2 separate regions of the Homo sapiens genome follow, and region 2 is linked to region 1. The links are chromatin loops, found by intact Hi-C in ENCODE. Cell type or tissue: mammary epithelial cell. All regions are shown on one strand.

Evidence for each region. A loop is a pair of places that touch in the nucleus more often than their neighbours do. Peaks named below come from ENCODE experiments on the same cell type or tissue, not always from the same donor. Only the 100,000 strongest peaks of a DNase experiment are listed, where the experiment ranks them.
Region 2: it touches region 1 in a loop (14-fold over the local background); 81 of 110 quality-filtered maps call a loop at or near these places.

The regions. Positions count from the first base shown.
Region 1 is chr2:25,603,197-25,611,196 of GRCh38, forward strand. It overlaps DTNB (dystrobrevin beta), which reads right to left. Exons shown (of 21, transcript NM_021907.5): 5 at 4,040-4,125. Among named protein-coding and RNA genes, the nearest start is that of DTNB, 66 kb to the right of the region's middle. RefSeq lists a silencer at 1,382-1,615. In mammary epithelial cell, a CTCF peak has its summit at 3,892 (motif pointing right); no DNase peak of the experiment used is centred here.
Region 2 is chr2:25,661,864-25,669,863 of GRCh38, forward strand. All of the region lies in intron 1 of DTNB (dystrobrevin beta), which reads right to left. Among named protein-coding and RNA genes, the nearest start is that of DTNB, 7.7 kb to the right of the region's middle. In mammary epithelial cell, a CTCF peak has its summit at 3,021 (motif pointing left); a DNase peak (open chromatin) is centred at 3,008; H3K27ac peaks cover 336 bases.

The DNA.
Region 1 (8,000 bases):
ATAGCAGAATTAAAGTAAATAAATTGCACAGTCAAATTAATTGATAATTAAGCATGTTTTAATACATAATGGGCTTTACAGTCTACAAATTTTGTTTCCTTGAGTTATATTTTGGGTTTCTGACATTACTGAATTTTGATTGTGCTTTTAATTAAAGTCCATATTCCGATTATAAATCATTGGTATTTAGAATCCTGATAAAAGTTACCTCCGAATCTAGGACATAGTCTCTAATGGCCACAACAATGAACCATCTCTGTAAATGAATGCTACCTGGAGACAGAAACTCTCTTAAGACAAATCTGAAAAATCTAAGAAATGTTTTAAACAGAAAGTACAAATATTTGTTCAGTCATTCAAATGCTATCTTGATACTAAAACCAAAAACCCCATGTCAAATAAAAAAGGTAGAGAGGAGAAAATCATAGGAAAAATTCTAAGAAAGTAAAAAGCAGGAAGATCAAAGCAGAAAAAAAAAAGTAGAAATGCTAAAACATTCCATAAATGAGAAAACTTAATATAACAGGAGCATTAATAGAGGTAACAACAGAGAGTCCAGTCAGTAGAAGGAGGTTGGAGCAAACAAGAAGAACCAAAACAATGGAATAATTAGGTATGAGAAAGTGAATAAACAATCAAAGATCATTTGCTGTTACAATACAGTGTTACTTCTCTCTTTTGGCTGCACAATTATTCAGCCACCTCAACTAAGTAGGACATTGCTGAGAACCAGAAAACAAGGAGGGAAAGGTTCTGAAAATAGCCAAAGCTAACAATCATACTACACAAGCTCAAGTGCTTCTCTCATAACAATCACTTTAAATCCTTATTTTAAATAGAATGCTAAGAGGTTTGGTTATTACTTCTCTGTCCGTAGCATATTAAAAGTAGTAAGTCAGAAGCAAGGAGAGATTTCCAGAGAGTGGAGCACCAAAAACACATAACATCATATTTGCCAGTGATAAAGGACATACACAAACCACTGCCGCCACCACCACCACCACCACCAACAACAACAAAAAACTCAAGAACTGAAAAAGCATAATAGTCTCAAAATAGGAGGAGTAGACAAACCAAGCTTCACAATCAGCCCTAAATCCTAAATGCATCAGAAAATGGCATCCTTAAGAGATGAAAATGTTAAAAGTATAATCAGTGAGTTCTCGTTTCTTTCTTTTCTTTTTTTTCTCTCTCTCCCTTCTTTCTCTCTCTCTCTCTCTTTCTTTTCTTGAGACAGTCTCACTCCACTACCCAGGCTGCAGTGCAGTGACATGACCATAGCTCACTGCAGCCTCGAACTTCTAGCCTCAAGTGATCCTCCTGGCTCAGCTTCCTGAGGAGCTGGGACCTCAGGTATGTACTGCCATGCCAAACTAACTTTTTAAATTACTTTTATTTTTATTTATTTATTTTTTTGAGACAGTCTCACTCCGTCGGCCAGGCTAGAGTGCAGTGGCATGCTCTTGGCTCACTACAACCTCCATCTCCTGGGCTCAAGCAATTCTGCCTCAGCCTCCCGAGTAGCTGGGATTATAGGCATGTGCCACCATGCCCAGCTAATTTTTGTATTTTTAGTAGAGACAAGGTTTCACCATGTTGGCCAGGCTGGTCTCAAACTCCTGGCCTCAGGTGATCCACCCCAACCTCCCAAAGTGCTGGGATTACAGGCGGGAGCCACTGCACCCGGCCTTAAAATTGCTTTTATAGATACACAGTCTCACTACGTTGCCCAGGCTGGTCTCAAACTCCTGGCCTCAAGTGATCCTCCCACCTCAGCCTCCCAAAGTGCTGGGATGACAGGCATGAGCCACTGCACCCAGCCAAGTTCTGTTTAAAATGGAAGGGGCAAGCCACATTTTAAAGTGTTTTCCACCTTGGAAGATTAAAAAGTAGAGATAGGCTTCCCTACCCAAGTATTTTACTTATGTTGAACATCTCAAGCCCAAGCCAAGATAATTACAGTACAACAAAAATAATGAAACAGACCTACAACTAGCAGAGAAACTATAATTTTTAGCAAGGAAAAGATAAACCACACTTGAAATCTACTTGAATCAGATAAACACAGTGATTGGTAACCCAGCACAGTCTGTATCACAGCCATCCAAACACTATTGCAATGACTTGGGGTCCTGAGCATGCTGACATGTCACCTTTGGCTTGGCCCGTGGGCTTTTGCACCACTTCAATCTTGGTCACTTCGTGTTCCTCCAAAAAGTTCAGAAGCCACATCAAAAAAACTGCTATCACCTGGATCCCTTCCAAACCGAGAACTAGAATTTGCGCCTTTTCACTAACAGTTATAACGCAGAACTGGAGTAATTTTATTATTCAATCAACAATTTACATTTGACAAAATTTTAAGTATTTACCATATGCCAGGTGAGCTGGCTCTATGTAAATATAGTAGACTTTAAAGAAATTTAAAGATTCCAGAGTCATCTAGAATACAGTTAATTTTCTGCTAATGTATTTTTCTACTACTGTATTTTTCAACCAGTCTCCCCAATATTAATAAAGATGGTATATATATTCTTTATCTGGTATCAGCATCATTAAAAATTAGACAAGACTACAACTTTTCTTTGTGTTTGATGAAATATACTTTCATACATATTATCTTCCTCAGAAAAACATATTTTTATATTTTACAAAAATATAAAAGGAATTTCAGCCCAAAGAATATTTTGGGATATACCATGTGAAAAACCTCAGAAGAATATTTAAATAAAACCATAATTCTTATTACCAAAAACATGTTCTATATTGCAGCTAACTTTGAAATGAAGATAAACTGGATAACAGTTGACCAAATACATTAAGATCTTTCTTTGGAATATCTAAATCTATATCTAATGGGCCATCTAGCTTTCCAACTTTCAGTGTCATGGTAAAGTAAGAAAAAGCACAAAAAACAAATACACCTATGAAGTAATCTTGCCGAAAAACTTGTATTAATACTTGAATCTGATCAAACCTCTGTATCTTTCAATTTAAAAAAAAAAAGGGCATGGAGGAATATTGCAAGGACTCAGTCATCCAAATCCGGGCTCACAGGGTACCACACTACCACACTACCTCATTAAGACTTCAGTCTCATCCCTTGAAAGCTGGCATCCAGTTTCCTACTCTGTGGCTACTGCTTTATGGCACTCTGAACACTGTACTGAAATTACACGTGTGTCTCCTGCTACAGCACTAGCACAGGGGAGCACAATCACATAGCTCAGAACAGGGCTCTGACATCTGAGTTAAAACCCCAGCTTTGCCCCCTTGGTTAACTCATCGATAAAATGAAGAAAATATCACCTGCTGCTCAAAGGAATTTTAAGGATTCCATGAGAAAATACATGTAAAGCACCTAGCACAATTCTTGGCATATCTTAGGGAGTTAATAACTAATAACTGAATAAATAAAAACCATAAGCAGCAAAATTAAATAGTTGTGAATTTCATCTCTTTTGATTTCATCTAATCACCTTCTTATAGTATCTAATGAATGGTAAAATGCCAAAATGACTAATGGTTAAAAAAAAATTAGCAAAGATAACAGGAATTTTTTTAAAAAAACAGGTCATCAGCTTCTAAATAACTGTGGCTGACTCTAGAGTAGTAAGGAATAATGTAATCACAGCAAACATCACCTGATGAAGAATGGAGTTATTAAGAGCTAAACCAGACCGAACTCAGTAAAAGCAATCAAATTTACTTTAACTAAAAGTTCTCAATATAATCATTTTCAAGCATAATTTTAATAATGTGGAAAACATTTCTAAAATAAGTTTTTAAATGTCAGCATTATGATTCTGAGTCTTTTCCATTTTCTCACTAAAAAGGACTAACAATAAATTAAATTAACCAACTTTTCCATCTGAACAGTAGGTGGCATAACTCACCTACTGTGAGCCAGCTGCTGCAGCGTGAGTGACATGGTAATTTTTTTAAAAGCTCAATATAACATCATTCAAAATTCTGACAATATTCATTTAAAAGTCCTAATTTGAAAATGGCATTTTTCAAATAATATGAAAATACTTACATCTCAATTTGTCCAGCATTTTTCCACCACACATGGTTGCTAACATAGCTTTAACTGAAAATACCGTCAACTTGCCTCGGCCCTCACTGCAAAATAAATTATATTAGAAATAATTGCTATCTGAAACCACAAAAGGACTCGAATGTATCACTAAATACTGAGCAACCCAGTAAGTTGATTCCTGACCTTGTCTGTTACAATTTTACCACATTTAGAAACCCTGGATTTTTTTTTTTTCATTTGTAGAATTAAGACTTCACCTATGCTAGGTGAAGAATGCTAAAGCTAGCCTGAATTTTCTGGAAGTTTTAGAAACATTCTATGTAATTTCTGTTGGCTATGTAGCAGAGGTCAAATGGATGAACCTGAAGTGAATTTCCTATTAATTAAACCCATTAAATCCACAGCTGTAGTTCTTAAGTATTCAAAACTGAGGGGCCACCTGGTTTGAATATAATTCAGAAACATAACCTTACATCAGGATATTACAACAATGGTTTCTTGTTACATACTAAACAACAGGGTGCATCTTACTATGAAGATTTTATAGTACATTCATCTTTGTTTTTACTGTAACAACCTTTATGTTACCACGTGTTTATTCTAAGAAGCTCAATCACACCTGTCTCAGATCTTCTAATACACCACTGTAAGAAAAGTGAAGAGGAAGGGATAGTAACATTAATTCTTCTTTAGGAACTGGAAAGACGAAATGTAGAAGAACATAAATGAATCACCTAAGGTAATGCTGCACACCACCAGCAGAACCAAGACAATATCACCGAGGCCCCTGACCCAAAGTGTCCACGGCTTCATTCACTCAACTATGCCCTGGTTTCACAGCAGATAAAAACTTCACTAGTTGGTTGTTAAAGTTATCACAGGTAAGCCAAGAATGTGCTTTTTGTGTTAATTTTTAAAAGCTTGTGTTCACAATGTTTCATTGTAACTTAGAGTAAAACACTTTTGCAATAATGAGAGCTATACCTTCTTTGTTTAGAAAAAGAATGTATCATCCTATTTATATCCACAATGGTTCTAATACAGTGTTTCCCATTTTCCACACTGTCTTTATATACAGAAAGATCACACCTGAAAAAAGGCAAATAGCCTATACGCTAGAAAATTATCTGTGAAAACACCACCAGGAAATATCAATATTTGTTACAGTTGAGCTTTTAACTATAACATCTCCTTGAGTTTATTCATAAAACAAAATAGGAATGACTGCAACTAGCTAAAATTAGAATGGGGTTTTTAAAATATATTGTTCTTCAGAAATAAAGATACAGCTCCATGTACAAAGCAATATGGCACCCATAAATAAGGCATATTCCTGCATCAAATATCTACTGCATTATGTAAGAAAAGCTAGTGGTTATAAGATAGATCATTAGGTTAAAAGGAATGGGTTTCTAAGACTGATACAGAGCTTTTACAGTGGACTTTCTTTTTTGACACCAAGCACTTGAAAGCTGAGTCTACATTTAAGCACACCCTACCTTATGGGACAAGTAGACTTTCCACTACTAAAGTACAAAGAAGGAAAAAAAAACATATATTTGCTTTCTCATCTTTCTCTGAAACTAGGATAGGGGCACATAACAGAGCTCCACCAATAAAATGCACTATGCTAGATTTCAAGGGGGTAAATATTAACTTGGAGAAGCAGGAACTCCAGAAGAATCCACCTAGTGGGGATGGCAGCAGTAGGGGCAGCTACATTCAGTGTTCTGGGGCAGCAGAGATAATGATTCTTGGGGCAGCACCCAGAGCCCAGCATCAGTGGTGTTTGGAGCACAAGCAGCAAGGTCTGTGGCCAGAGAGGTGTCTTCATGAGAGTTCTGTGCAATCATTTTGCACTATGTTCCTAGCAGTGTAGTTTTCAAGCCTACTTTCCCAACCTACTTACAGAATCTGTGGGTCACCCTTTTAATTAATTAGCCAGAGATGGTATCTATTACTTACAACTAAGAACTCTGATGGATACAGCTTCTAACCTGAAGTAAAGTGGCCCACAAAGATGAAGCAACAAAAGAAACTATTGCTGAAGTCCAGAGTGGGATTAAGAATGCCTGATGGGCCGGGTACAGTGGCTCACGCCTGTAATCCCAGCACTTTGGGAGGCCGAGGCAGGCAGATCACCTGAGGTCGGGAGTTCAAGACCAGCCTGACCAACATGAAGAAACTCCGTCTCTACTAAAAATACAAAATTAGCCAGGTGTGGTGGCGCATGCCTGTAATCCCAGCTACTCAGAAGGCTGAGGCAGGAAAATTGCTTGAACCCAGGAGGCGGAGGTTGCAGTGAGCTGAGATAGCATCATCTCTTGTTGCCTGGGCAACAAGAGCGAAACTCTTTCAAAAAAAAAAAAAAAACTTGTTATATATGTTGCTATGCATAAACATTTCCATAATAGAATGTACACACACACACACACACACACACACACACACACACACACACACACACACAAAATTAAAAATACCAAGGCTTAGGCCCAACCCTTAGAGATCCTAATTATTTGGCCTAGGGTGGGGCGTTGACACTGGTAATTCTTAGGAGTTCCCCAAGTGATTCAAAACAGCCAGAATTGAGAACCACTGACCCAAAACAAATCAACTTTATAAAAAGAAAAGAAAAAAAGACACAAGAGAAAAAGGGAAGCTGCATTCACATACACAAAATAGACATGGAAGAAATACAAATGACTATTAAGTGCATGAAAAGACACTGACCTTAATTAATAATAAAAGGAACAGAAATCTCAAAAATAATGAGATAAATTTTGTAGATGTCATAAGTTACTGTTTCCAAAGACTGTCCTCAGTCTAAGCAGTGTGAAGTCTGACTTAGGTGAACTATATTTTTTTTGTTGTTGTCTTGTTTTGTTTTGAGACAGGGTCTCCCTCTGTCGCCCAGGCTGAAATACAGTGGCGTGATCACAGCACACTGCAGCCTCAACCTCCTGGGCTCAAACAATCCTCCCACCTTCGCCTCCTGAGTAGCTGGGACCACAGGCACATGCCACCACACCTGGCTTGAAAGATTTTTAAAGAAATAGTTTAGCTACACTTCCTTTTATTTTGTAATGTAATATTTATCACTTTCATAATTGATTACTTTTTAAATGATCACTTTAAAGAGAGAGAGAGTATATGTGCCAGGAAAAAGTAAGTAATCTCTCTGGTTTTATATAATTTTAAGCTCTAACCATGATCAACGATTATGCCTTTAGTTAATTCTGTATGGTATCCTTTTTAACTTTTCATTAAAGTATAATGAACCTATAGAAAAGTGCATAATTCATGAATGAACTTTCACAAAATGTTCCCTCATGAACATTTAAAGTTCACTGAATGAACTTTCACAAAATAAATACCCAGGTAACTAACCAGCACTCAGGTCAAAAGACAGAACATTACTAGCACCCAGAAGCACCTCTTTCCTAAACCCACTTCCCACCGTGGTAACTTCTATCCTTTTTTTTTTTTGAGACAGAATCTCTCTCTGTTGCCCAGGCTGGAGTGCAGTGGTGTGATCTTGGCTCACTGTAACTTCCACCTCTTGGGTTCAAGTGATTCTCGTGCCTTAGCCTCCCGAGTAGCTGGGATTACAGGTGCACACCACCATGCCCAGATAATCTTTTTATTTTTAGTAGATACAGGGTTTCACGATGTTGGCCAGGCTGGTTTAGAACTCCTGACTTCAGGTGATCCACCCACCTCGGCCTCCCAAAGTGCTGGGATTGCAGGCGTGAGCCACTGCACCCAGCCCAGTAACATCTATCCTGACTTCTAGTATCATAGGTCAGATTTGGCAGCAATTGAACTTCATACAAATGGAATCTTACAGTATGCACTCTTTTGTGTCTGGCTTCTTTCACTCAACAAAATATCTACAAGATTTTTTATGTTGTTACATATATTAGTTCATCCTGCTATGCAGCATTCTGTTGTATGA
Region 2 (8,000 bases), 59 kb after region 1:
ATGGATATAGGCCAGGCGCAGTGGCTCCCACCTGTAATCCCAGTATTTTGGGAGGCTGAGGCAGGTGGATTACCTAAGGTCAGGAGTTGGAGACCAGCCTGCCCTACATGGTGAAACCCCGTCTCTACTAAAAATACAAAAAATTAGCTGGGCATGGTCGTGGGCGCCTGTAGTCCCAGCTACTCGGGAGGCTGAGGCAGGAGAACTGCTTGAACCCAGGAGGTGGAGGCTGCAAGGAGCTGAGATTGTGTCACTGCACGCCAGCCTGGGTGACAGAGCGAGACTCCGTCTCAAAAAAAAAAAAACAAAAAAAACAAATGGATGTATCTAATTACCCAGAAATTCCCTTTTTACAACTATGTCCTGAGGAGACACATACAAGAATGCTTATGATGATATTGTTTCTAAACACAAAATCAGAAACAACCTAAATGTCCATCAACAGAAGCATGGGAAAATAAAATTATAGTATAGTCAATCGCACAACAGAATAAAGCAGGGCTACATTTATCGAGATGGATCAATTTCACAATATTAAGTGAAAAAAGTTACAAGAGAATACATAAAAAATAATATTATTTCCATAAAGCTTAAAAACATGCATATTAACAGAAGCAGGACTGGGACTATGGTGATGTGAACGAGGTACCTGGGGCACAAAATTTAAGGAAGCATCACCCTGGGGGTCATGCAAGCCCATGGCTGAGGGGCTCCTTACATTGGGGACCTAGGTGCCTCCTCATCTCACCCTGGCCCTGGCCCTGAATATAACATACAAATATACAAATACACACACACACACACACACACACACACAAACACACACACACACACACACACACACAGCAAAAGTATAAAGAAGTATATGGAAATGGTAATCATCAAATTCAGAAAAGAGAGTATCTCTGGGGATGGAAACAGAATTATGACCGCAGAGGTATACCAACTCCACTGGCTATATTTTCTTTCTTAGGCTGGGTTCTAGGTACAATATAGTCTTCTTTTTTTGTGCTCCATTTACTTAAGTGGAAACATATTTTTTTAATTTTACTTTAAGTTCTGCGATACATGTGCAGAACGTGCAGGCTTGTTACATGGGTATACATGTGCCATGGTGGTCTGCTGCACCTATTGACCCGCCATCTAAGTTTTAAGCCCTGCATGCATTAGGTATTTGTCCTAATGCTCTCCCTCCCCTTGGCCCCCACCCCCCAACAGGCCCCTGTGTGTGTTGTTCCCTTCCCTGTATCCATGTGTTCTCACTGTTCAACTCCCACTTATGAGTGAGAACATGCGGTATTCTGTTTTCTGTTCCTGTGTTGGTCTGCTGAGAATGATGGCTTCCAGCTTCATCCATGTCCCTGCAAGGACATGAACTCATTCTTTTTTTATGGCTGCACAGCATTCGATGGTGTGTATGTGCCATATTTTCTTTATCCGTTCTATTATTAATGGGCATTTGGGTTGGTTCCAAGTCTTCGCTATTGTAAATAGTGCTGCAATAAACACAATGTGCATGTGTCTTTATAGGAGAATGATTTATAACCCTTTGGGTATATACCCAGTAATGGGATTGCTGGGTCAAACGTTATTTCTGGTTCTAGATCCTCGAGGAATCCCCACACCATCTTCCACAATGGTTGAACAATATATTATTCTTTATGCTTTATATGTACTATTTCTTTATAACATTTTAGATCATCTACTTTTAGTAAATTCTCTGGTAAGTCTTATCCTGAGTGTTTTAGCGGGGGTGGGGAGCACAGTTCTCCATATATTTCCATATATTTTATTATTGAAACAGAGTATACCAAATACCATAAGCTCTGTACTTTTATCCAAATATACATGAACTCCCATGAACTCTAAAATTTGGTACAATAGCCATCATTTCAAAATCTTCAGCAACGTGTTCTACCAGTATCTCAACAACAGTTGCTAATACAGGATACTTTTCAGTTTTACACCAAACTCAAATTATTTATCTATATATCATTTCAGCCACTGTTACCAAACAAGAAGAACAAGAGTTTATGACTTTTTGTCTTTTATTCCTAAACCTCAAAAGGAACTTCTAAAAATGTATTATTAACCTTAATAAAATTTTAAGGTACTGGATTATGACTGACAATCACTGAAAAACATCAATAAGTCTGTCTTTATATTCTGAATATTTAGTTTTTAAATATCTCAATTTATAAGATTAGCCCATAATATCATTAGTAAATACCTTCAGGTACAATGTACTCAACAGTGTATATAAGTCCATATTTTAAATAGTATTTTTAGTAATTCTAAGCTATTTTTTATTACTGCTTTTTCATCAATCTGATGAGATCACCATTGTTTTTATATTATGCATTTGACTGACAAGTTCATAATATAAATAGAAGTATCCACTCTGTTTCTTTCTGGCTGTTCACGTGTATTTGTATTATTACTTCAATCTTCTGCTGACTCTGAAACTTCAATCTGCATTTTCTTTGCAGGAATCTTTGTGAGCCATCTGTCTATTTAGCAAAGTTCATTTTATTCAAATCAGGTAATATGATCTGAAAGACCACTAAACCCAGCAGAGGTGAACTAAAACATGTGCTAAAACAATATAAGCAGGTAAATAAGGAGGATCACAGTATCAGCCCCTCCAGGCGGTGGGGTTCCCTAGCTTACCGTACGTGACAGACATCATCAGACACACAGATGAAGTAAAGTGTCAACCTATGGGTCAAATACTGGTAAAACTTGATTGCTCATATTTTCTTGTAACACCCTGCCTAGAGGATCATTTTACATACCTCCCACTTTGGAGACTATTGCTCTTTTTAAAAGTAGGTGAGAAGACAAGACCGTGCTGAGCTTGAGGAGATTTTCAGGATTAGGGGTGTTAGAAGTAGAGAGGAAACTAAAGTCTAAGTGGTCAGGTAACTTGGCCTGAAGTTGCAAAGCTAGGAATCTGCGGAGTTGACCATGACGATGCTAAAGCGCTAGAGCCCATTTTCTTTCTATTGTGTCACATCGCCCCCTCCAGGGCAACATGAGGCCTCAAGGAATAAGGAAAGAACACAGGTCCCAAAACTGTGGTGCTGGATCAGACCTTAAATCATGGAGCTAAGTAGGATCTGAAGAGAGTGCAGCAAAAAGTTTGGATCCTTGTTAGTTCTTACACTCTGTTCTATTCATAGAAAATAGAGTGTTTCACACCTGGACTACGTCTACACGCAGAAGTTACGTAACTCCCACAGTAAAGACTAAAGGAAAAGGAGAGAAGGCTTTGGAAGTGTCTCCAGGATGTCTCTGTACATGCCTTTGTGTTAAATAGCCTTTATTTCCTTTCCATCTTTTTGTTAATTTCTTAACCCTGCCAGCTCTCAGCTACGTCAAAGCATCCAAGTATTGAAATTTCTTATGTAAGTTCACCACCTCCCACCATCTCCCTGTCAGTTTTTCTTTGGATGTCCATTTAATTAAGAAGTCAGTGAGGGGCCAGGCGCGGTGGCTCATGCCTGTAATCCCAGCACCTTGGGAGGCTGAGGCGGGTGGATCACGAGGTCAGGAGATGGAGACCATCCTGGCTAACACAATGAAACCCAGTCTCTAATAAAAATAGAAAAAAATAGCCAGATATGGTGACATGCGCCTATAGTCCCAGCTACTTGGGAGGCTGAGGCAAGAGAATCCCTTGAACCCAGGAGGTAGAGGTTACAATGAGCTGAGATCGTGCCACTGCACTCCAGCCTGGATGACAGAGCAAGACTCCGTCTCAAAAAAAAAAAAAGTTAGTGATGACTAAGACTCTCATTAACACTTAGTTACAACAAGCCAAACTTTATTGAAAGAGAACTTCCTTGCTTATTTCAGAAAAATTCTCAAATATTCTTCCTTTAATACTTCTTTTCTCTTCTCTTTCAGATTTAAAAAAAAAAAAAAAAGGCCAGGGAAAATAAATGTTCATAAAACCTTAAAGATTTGCTTTTTACAAATCTGAGAGAGTTCTCTAGGTTCCAATAAAAAAATTCAGTAACTGCACTCCACTACAACAAAGAGTTCTGAGTAGCTAAATAACCTCACGGGGCTGTGGTAACTCTTAAATCAATATCATGTAAAGCATTTAGCACAATGGCATCCAGTAAGAGCCCAATAAATGTTAGCTACTATTATTGATATTATTAGGTACTATTCAAATATAGTGAAGTTACGATGATATTTAGTCCAAACCTGATTACTACAGCATTTCAGCCCTATTTTAACTTATATATAATGTTAGTATACAAAAATTCAAGTTTAAAATGTGTTTTCTTTAAAGGTTGTGAGGTTTTTTGTTAAAAGTGAATTAACAAGTAAATCATATACATCTGTTTCTCTCAGTTACCTACAACTCAGAGAGATCTGTCCTATTCTTGACATGTTAAAGAAGGGAAAAAATAATTTCAAGAAATGCCCCAAAAAAAGGCCTCCATAAAATTCAACACCCAATTAAAAATATTTACCAAGAACAGAAGAAAACTTCCTTAAATTGACAAAAGACATCTTCCAAAAACCAACAGTAAACATCATATCTAACAGTGAAACACTGGAAACATTACCACTCAGGAAAAAGATTAAAATGCCCATTATTATACTTATTCTTGTACTGGAAGGCCTAGGCAATGCCATAACAAAGAAAAAAGTCTTTGTATAAAGTTGAGAAAGGAGCTTGGCTAATTAAATCTTCTAGAAAGTGGCCAGTAAGTACATTCTTTGATGCATCCTCTCTGCTCTAAATACACAATAATGGATAAAATATTTTTTAACAATTTTTTTTAATTAGGCTCAAAAACAAGATAAACCTCTATTTGGAGAAACAGAATAGATACACAAAGTTGCAAGCAGGACTGAAGCTCTAGGCTTGCTGGATCCGGAGTCTAGACCAGGTGTGCACTTCCTGCAGGTAGTAATGACAGAAAGCAAAGGAGGATGAAGAAACGGAGATATCTGGGCCAGACCCACTGCTCAAGGCCAGCAATGATGCTGGAGCTGAAAGGAAGCTAAAAAATACTGCTGCCAATCTCTGCCTAGAACTACAGTTTATCTAATACTCTAGGCTTAGATAAGTGGGAAGATATAAACAGCCTCAGGACCATACTCTATGAGAGGATCGAAAATAGCCCAATTAACTCAAAGGGCAGGACCCTTGACCCACAATTATCATATCTGATTCTAGACTGAGGCCCAGTAGGTCAGCTGAAGCACCTGAAATATCACCACACAGAGGACAGTGGGCACAGAAGAAAACAAAATTAAAAAAAAAAAAAAGAAAAGAAAACAAAATCAAAAGCACTCACTCTGAAAATGGGTCTGTAATTTGGCTGGGTGTGGTGGCTCACGTCTTTAATCCCAACACTTTGGGAGGCTGTGGCAGGCGAATCACTTGAGGTCAGGAGTTTGAGACCAGCCTGGCCAACATGGTGAAACCCTGTCTCTACTAAAAATACAAAAATTAGCCAGGCGTGGTGGCGGGTGCCTATAATCCCAGCTACTCGGGAGGCTGAGGCAGGAGAATCGCTTGAACCTGGGAGGTAGAGGCAGAGGCTGCAGTGAGCTGAGATCATGCCACTGTATTCCACCCTAGGCGACAGAGCCAGACTCCATCTCAAAAAAAAAAGTCTGTACTTCAAAACACATGAAGAGATACACTGCAAGAAAGACAGCCAACAAAACCAATGACTAAATATTATTCCAGGTGAAGTTTAACTTTACAGAACAGTCTGACATACTTATTATATAAGTACATTTAGGGTACTTGGACATAAATTTTAAAAATTATTGGGAATGCAAATGATACAGTCACTTTGAAAGATAGTTTAATAGTTTCCTACAAAGCTTGATATATTCTTACCATTCGACCCAGCAATCACTCTCCTAGGTATTTTCCCAAGTGAGTTACAAATTTAATGTCTACACAAAAACCTGCACACGGATGTTTATAGCAGTTTTATTCAAAAATTGCCAAAAACTAGAAGCAACCAAGATGTCCTTCAGTAGGTGAACGAATAAACAAACTGTGGTGCTTCCATAAAAAGGAATATTATCATTCGGCGCTAAAAAGAAATGAGCTGGCCGGACGCGGTGGCTCACGCATGTAATCCCAGCACTTTGGGAGGCCAAGGCAGGCGGATCATGAGGTCAGGAGATCGAGACCATCCTGGTTAACATGGTGAAACCCCGTCTCTACTAAAAATACAAAAAATTAGCCAGGCATGGTGGCGGACGCCTGTAGTCCCAGCTACTCGGGAGGCTGAGGCAGGAGAATGGTGTGAATCCGGGAGGCAGAGCTCGCAGTGAGCCGAGATCGCGCCACTGCACTCCAGCCTGGGCCACAGAGTGAGACTCAGTCTCAAAAAATAAAAATAAAAAAAAGAAATGAGCTATCAAGTCGCAAAAAAGACTTAGAGGAAACTTAAATGCATACTGCTAAGCAAAAGAAGCCAATCTGAGTAGGCTCCATACTACATGATTCCAAATCTATGACATTTCCAACTCTGGAAAAGGTAAAACTATAGCCATGTAATGACATTTATTCTGTCTGTACTGTTGAGTATTTTACAAGTGAGCCCCTTGCAGGGTTGTAGCATGCAGTCATGCCATGTAAATGATACATGACATTACGCACTTGTCAAAACCCATAGAACTATACAATACAAAGAGTGAACTCTAAATCATGAACTTTAACAACAATGTATCAATATTAGTTTATCAATTATAATAAATGTAGCATACTAATGCAAGATGTTAATAATAGGAGAAACCATATGGGAAAGAGTGGGTATATGGAAACTCCATACTATTCAGCCACATTGGTCAAAATTGTGTTAATCTATTTTTATTCCATTATGTATATTGTTTTAAAAACTGTATTACTGACAATTGCACTTGAGTACATACACAAAAGAAATGGAAACAGAGACTTAAACAGACATACAGATACCAATGTTCATAGCAGCACTCCTTGTAATGGCCAAAACGGGGAAACAACCCAAATGTCCATCAATGAATGAATAAACAAAATGTGGTATATTCATACCATGGAATATTATTCAGCCTTAAAAAGGAAATTTTCACACATGCTACAATATGAATGAACTTTAAGGACATTATACTAAGTGAAATCAGCCAGATACAAAAGGGCAAATATTGTAATGATTCCATTCATATGAGGTACCTAGAGTAGTCGAATTCATAGAGACAGAAAGTAGAATGGTGGTTGCCAGGCGCTGAGGGAAGAATGGGGAGCTGGTGTTTAAGGGGTACAGAGTTTCAGTTGGGGATGATGAAAAAGCTCTGGAGACAGTGGTGATGGCTGTGCAACAATGTGAATGTATTTCATGCTACAGAACTGTACACTTACAATGGTTAAAATTGTTATTTTTATGTTATGTGTATTTTACTATAATAAAAAAAGTTAGAGTGCTGAAAAACTGGTCATCCAAATTGAAAAAAAAATTGTATCTTTTCATTATACCATACATAGAAATAAATTCCATCTGGAAAGCAAAACTTTTTTAAACTTTTGGAAGAAACTCTAAGAATATATCATTAACACCATGAGAGACAGAAAATTTTCTTAAACCAGATACACACCCAAAAAAAGACAAGCCATTTAAGGGAAATTTTTCATAAATATGACATTAAACTTAAATGGTATATACAACCAAATACATTGTTAACAAAGGGAAAGAAAAGCCTAGGGCTGGCAGGATGCATTTGCAACACACAGACCCACTGAAGAATCAGCATCTAAAGGAACCCAACTGTTCCTCAGTGAGTAAAAGGACACGTGCGCTGTGATGTAAGTCCACAACCGGGCCAGGTGCAGGGGCTCATGCCTGTAATCCCAACGCTTTGGGAGGATCACTTGCCAGCCTGAGCAACATGGCGAGACTGCATCTCTACAAAAAATTTTAAATGGTGGCACGCAAGTGTAGTCCCAGCTACTTGGGAGAATCACTTGAGCCCTGGAGTGC